Regions from separate parts of the Homo sapiens genome. Here region 2 is linked to region 1. Evidence: chromatin loops called from intact Hi-C (ENCODE). Cell type or tissue: ascending aorta. All regions are shown on one strand. Links, peaks and the distances in the headings refer to the core of each region. The heading gives the core; the rest is flanking DNA. Region 1 overlaps ALG14 (ALG14 UDP-N-acetylglucosaminyltransferase subunit). Region 2 has its middle 45 kb from the start of CNN3.

Region 1 (2,812 bases), core at 294-2,793:
CCAAGCATGATGGTGGGTGCCTGTAATCCCAGCTACTCAGGAGGCTGAGGCAGGAGAATTGCTTGATCCCAGGAGGCAGAGTTTACAGTGAGCTGAGATCATTGCACCCCAGCCTGGGGGATAGAGTAAGACTCCGTCTCAAAAAAAAAAGTTGATGACATGGATGGTGGGTTATTATCTATAAGTAGGATACTGTGATTTTTTTTTTGATTAGGTGTTTTCTGTGGTGAGCCACAAACTAGGTGGCACCAAGATTATCACTGTTTGTATAGTATATAAAATTTTTATTGGCCTACTAATTAACATGTGTTTGAAATATTAAGAAGAGGCAATTAACTCTTGTTAATTGTTGACATGCCAGAACCCTTACAGGAACTTTTTCTCCTTAACTGTTGTTAATTTGATTCTCTTTGTATAATGACTTTCATCTGGTATTATATTTGGTGGTGATCAAAAAACTTTATAACATGTTCAAAGGAAACTTGGCTAGACAAAGAAAAGGTCAGCTGTCCCAAGATGTTTATCTGTCAATGGAATTAAGTGAGAGTAAGGTTTTCCAAGCCAAGTCAGATGAGAAACAATTAGACCACACTTGTCTTACTGCTTCATGTTTTCCAAGATTAATGAAATCATAATTGGGAGCCATTTGTTTAGGTTTCCTCAGTTCCTGCTCCTCTGTTGCCCAGTCCTCTATAATGTGTTAAAATAATGCCAGTGTTACCCCTTCCCACTGTGTGTTTCCTCTCCATATATGCGCTGTAAATTTGGCAGCCTCCTTAAAGATACAGAAGGACTGGCCCTGCACTGTACGTGCATTTAGCAAGTCTGATGATGGTCAGAGTCCACTGCGAGAAGTGGTTTGATGTGAAAATCCCCCCAAATATCTGGTTTCTTGTGACTGACAAACTGCTTTTCCCAGTTGCATGGTGAAATTACCAGCTGTGCCACTGACACATTGGCTGAGTGACAACCTGTAGCTGCTTCCATCCATAAATGAGGTATTTAGTTTAAATGTTATAGCTTCTGTTTCACATTGAGTGAGTTCCGAACAACATCTGTGTCAAAATTAGGCTGCATATTAGCAGTTAGATTGCTTTGAGTTGTTTTGATTCGTCTCCATTTTGGGGGACTCTCAGCAGCTTGAAAATGATTTTTCTTTCTAAGTCGATGCTTTTTCCACTTGGCAAACATTACATTTTTCCTGTCTGCAGAAGCCAGCGTGGCTTTGCCTGTGATTTTTGCTCTCTTGTTTTGCTTTGCCTGCATCACTCTTGAGTTGTCACTGTTCCAGCCCATCACAGGCTCATTTTGGATCTGAGGCTGGTGGGGACTCTTCCTTTCAAGGTGAAAGCCAATGTGTTTTCCCAAGGATAGCTGTGAGGTCACAGTTAAAACAAAAATGAAAGTTGAATGAAAAGGAATTCAGTTGTGAGAGGATAAGAAAAAGGAAAACATGAGGTAAACAAAACTGTTTTTGAAGAAGGGACTGATGTGGTCACAGGCAGTGAGCTCCAGAGACCTGGCCTTATAGATGAGGGTAATGGGAGATGCTGGTGACGAGGTGAGAACAGAGGGTGGGGTGAAGAGAAGGGAAGCCTTTGAAATGACCTTAGATGCATGAATAATTCCTAGAACCAGTCCCAGCTTCACAGACTTTCAGTGCTTATTTTAAAGGATCATGTGAAGCAGGAGCTCTATTTGTATAGCACTTGAAAATCAAGAAAGTGATGTTTCTGTTTAGAATCTTTAAAATCGCTCTTTGACCTGAGGAAAAAATAAAAGAAGGGGGCACAGACAGCACCGATAATTGAATATGTAATGGAGAGCCTCAGAAGGGTGCTGCTCTCCAAGTTAAGTGGGATCATTAAAGTTTTAGAGTTTGTGTAACTAGAGTCAGTAGGGAAGCGTCATGGGAAGTTTTAAAAATTTGAATACAGACTGTGAACTCCTTGAGGAACGGTGAGGTGTATTACTCATCTTGGCAGTGCTAGCACCTATTCTAGAGCGTGGGGCATGTAGGAGTTCAATAAATTTTGAAAGAGTAAATCTGGGTAGGAGAGAGATTAGGAAAGGAGAAGTCAGAGAAGCTATTAAAACCTGATGATGACCATTTACAGCCTTTAGGTGGGCTGGAAAAAGTAGAATAGGAAAAAAACATTGCATAACTGCTCCTTGGTTAACTTTTGCTCCCTCTGAATTAATCGCTGAATTCGTCTAAGGATTTTTTTGATAACATGTTTCTAAAGTGTTAAATATTCTCTTTATCAAAGCACCATAAGAAAATGGCGAAAGTTTCTCATTCACCTTAACCAGAGTACACTTGCTTTATTTCTTTAATTGAAGTGAAATTCACATAACATAAAATTAGCCATTTTACAGTGTACAATTCAGTGGCATTTTAGTACATTCACTATGCTGTGCAACCACCACACACCTTTACAGCATCGAGTTCCAAAACATTTTCATCAATAGTTGCTTTACTTTAATTTCTTGGTGTTGTAGAACCACTTAGAGTTTTGTGGGGTTTTTTGTTTTGTTTTTTTTTTTTGAGACGGAGTTTTGCTCTTGTTGCCCAGGCTGGAGTGCAATGGTGTGATCTTGGCTCACCGTGACCTCTGGATCCTGGGTTCAAGCAATTCTCCTGCCTCAGCCTCCCAAGTAGCTGGGATTACAGGCGTGCACAACCATGCTTGGCTAATTTTGTATCTTTAGTAGAGACAGGGTTTCTCCATGTTGGTCAGGCTGGTCTCAAACTCCTGACCTCAGGCGATCTGCCCGCCTCGGCCTCCCAAAGTGCTGGGATTACAGGAGT
Region 2 (2,812 bases), core at 146-2,645, 49 kb after region 1:
CACTCAGAGTAGGAAGGGAATACAGCCCAAGGAAAGCCAAGCAGCCGCAGGAGGAATGGACTCTGGGGACAGTCTCTTCCCGCCTCTCAGAAAAAGGGAAAAGAAGTTTCATTCTTCAAAGAAAAGGGAGAAAAACAAGACTTTTATGGAAATACCATATACAGAGTTGGCAGAAATTCAGCAAGGAATAAAAAGTATCCAAAATGTTCCCTTATTCAGTTCCAGTCTGGCAGACAAATTAAAAGAGGTTCAATTTTCAAACCGATTTGCCCTGAATTATCTGGACCTAAAACCATGCAAGGCATCTAAAAAGACTCGTGGTTTGGTCCATTGACAGCCCAGTTGAACAAGCGGAGTCTAAAGCAGCCAGATGGAAAAAGCTTAAAATGTTTTCATCAAAATCTTATAAAAAACAAAGTATTTGTGGATGAAATGATAAGAGGCCTGAGATTTGATTGAAAATCCATTGCCAGAGTGGGGCAGGAAGGAGAGTTTATAGATAAAACAGGATTAGCCATGCGTGTGGAAGCTAACTGGGCAGTGGGTACATGGAGATTCACAAATAAGCCCATTATATTCCCTCTATTTCATATACGTTTCAGCATTTCCATAATTAAAAGCTCTAGAAATATATATCATGTAAGAAATTTTCAGATGCTAAAAAGCCAAAGAATGTATTGATTATAGATAAATGAAACAAACTAGGTTTTTAAATGAGAACAAGAAAGGACACTTAAAAATTACTTTTATTTCATGCTTAACTCATGAAAAAAAAAAAAGTGGGCCGGGCACGGTGGCTCATGCCTGTAATCCCAGCACTTTGGGAGGCCGAGGTGGGTGGATCACGAGGTCAAGAGATCAAGACCATCCTGGCCAACAAGGTGAAACCCCGTCTCTACTAAAAATACAAAAATTAGATGGGTGTGGTGGCACGCGCCTGTAGTCTGAGCTACTCGGGAGGCTGAGACAGGAGAATCGCTTGAACCTGGGAGGCAGAGGTTGAAGTGAGCCGAGATTGTGCCACTGCACTCCAGACTGGCGACAGAGTATCAAATATTTTGAGACTCCATCTCAAACAAAAGAAGAGAAAAGGATCAGTCTGCAAATCTGAACCTGAAGAGGTTTCTCTGACTTGAAATAGTCTATGTTGGGCCTTTCAATACACTGTTATCGAGTTTGAAATGTCACCATAATCTTTATCCACCTAAGGACTGTGCTCCTCATTGTTTGGTAAATATTTGAGGTGTTCCAACATCAATTTGACAAGACCTTTACAGGAGACTTAAGGGCACTGACTCCTATTGAAGGATCCCTTTCTCCAAGGGCACACTCCCCGCTCGATGTCAGAAGTGCTGTGTGTGCACTGACTCATTTAATTCTCAGACCCAAGCAACTGAGGCCCACACTTTAAAGACACATATTTGCCACTTTCCTCCCTATGGGGTTGGAAGGGCCACACTTTTCTAGACCAAACTCTGGCTGCCCAGGCCCCAAAATTCCCTGCCTCAGTGGCCCGAGCCTGCTTCTAGGATTTGCCTGGGCCCCTTGCCCCATGGAATGCAAGTGAACTGTGCCCCTGGGCTGAGAGATGGCATGGGTGGTTTTCAGTGGGGAATGGTGTGGCAGGAGTTAGGACCTGCAAGCTGAGGTGTGGAGGGCAGGATGGAGCCAGATGGAAAGAGAAGGGAGGGGGGCTGTGGCAGAGGTTTTTGTGTACACTCTTGCCAGGGGTCCTGGAAATGTTAGGGGTGGACCTAATGAGTTAAGTATTATCATTACCACCTTTTCTGGAGAAAATAAAACTGAGAAAGCTTGAGTATCTGCTTAGGGTTGCACAGCTGGCTAGTGGCAGAGCCAGGGCTTAGCCTGTCATTCTTGTGATTCCATGACTCTTCCCTTTCATGCTCCACACAACAAAATCCACAGAATCTGCAGGTACCCGTGTCTCTCATGAGACACAGAGACAGTCCTGAAAAGCTCTTCCATCAGATAAGTTGCTTTTCTACTCCGTACTACATTATCGGTGCCAACTCAGAAGGTGGCAGACACAAGTGGTGGCAAAGCCTCATCCAGAAAAAATTACCATGGGAAGTTGAATCAACAGAAAAATATTTGATACAAGAGTATGACAGTTAATCCTAGGATTTCACTTTTTGTTCTGAACTTCTGACCTACAGCTGCTAGTCCAACCACGGAACATCTAAAAGATACTTTAATTAGATTTTAACCCTGTCGAGCGAGCATTTGGCCAATCAAATAAGTAGGTCTTTGTTTATTTCCTTTAAACTCTAAAGCCAGGAAATTACTTTTGATATGTTAAGACCCCTGCCTTCCCTCCAAGGACATCCTGAGACATAGAAATAAAATCTAGCCAAACATATTTTCAATTACTATTCATAAGGAAACACCCATCACATTATAGGTAATTTGAAAAAGCAAATTTATGGAAAAAACTGTTAAAATATTACAATATTTTTTAGAAGGCATAATTTGATGTACTTAAAACCAAGTAGTCACTTTTTGATATGTTTTGGATACTAACCGCAAGTATCTAAAGTTAACAGTAATAATAGTAGTGAGTGCACAATGCTGAGTCTTTTACATGTATTAATTCACTAAATCCTCACAGCAGCCCTAGAGAGTAGTTAGTATTAGGTTGGTGCAAAAGTAATTGTGGTTTTTGCCATACTTTTAGTGGCAACCTTTCTGGGCCCTGTTTGTTCCTCTGGATACAATACAGATGTAATCAGGCTTCCTGGGCCCCATGTCTGCCCTGGAGGTCAGTTGCCTGCATTGTCACATGCTAAAATCC

The links. Peaks named below come from ENCODE experiments on the same cell type or tissue, not always from the same donor. Only the 100,000 strongest peaks of a DNase experiment are listed, where the experiment ranks them.
Region 2: it touches region 1 in a loop (2.1-fold over the local background); 14 of 110 quality-filtered maps call a loop at or near these places.

Annotation. Positions count from the first base shown.
Region 1 is chr1:95,020,475-95,023,286 of GRCh38, reverse strand. All of the region lies in intron 3 of ALG14 (ALG14 UDP-N-acetylglucosaminyltransferase subunit), which reads left to right. Among named protein-coding and RNA genes, the nearest start is that of ALG14-AS1, 40 kb to the left of the region's middle. In ascending aorta, for the core only: no CTCF peak of the experiment used is centred there; a DNase peak (open chromatin) is centred at 1,260; H3K4me3 peaks cover 1,262 bases; H3K27ac peaks cover 2,366 bases.
Region 2 is chr1:94,970,939-94,973,750 of GRCh38, reverse strand. No RefSeq gene overlaps it. Among named protein-coding and RNA genes, the nearest start is that of CNN3, 45 kb to the right of the region's middle. In ascending aorta, for the core only: no CTCF peak of the experiment used is centred there; no DNase peak of the experiment used is centred there; H3K4me3 peaks cover 362 bases; H3K27ac peaks cover 2,389 bases.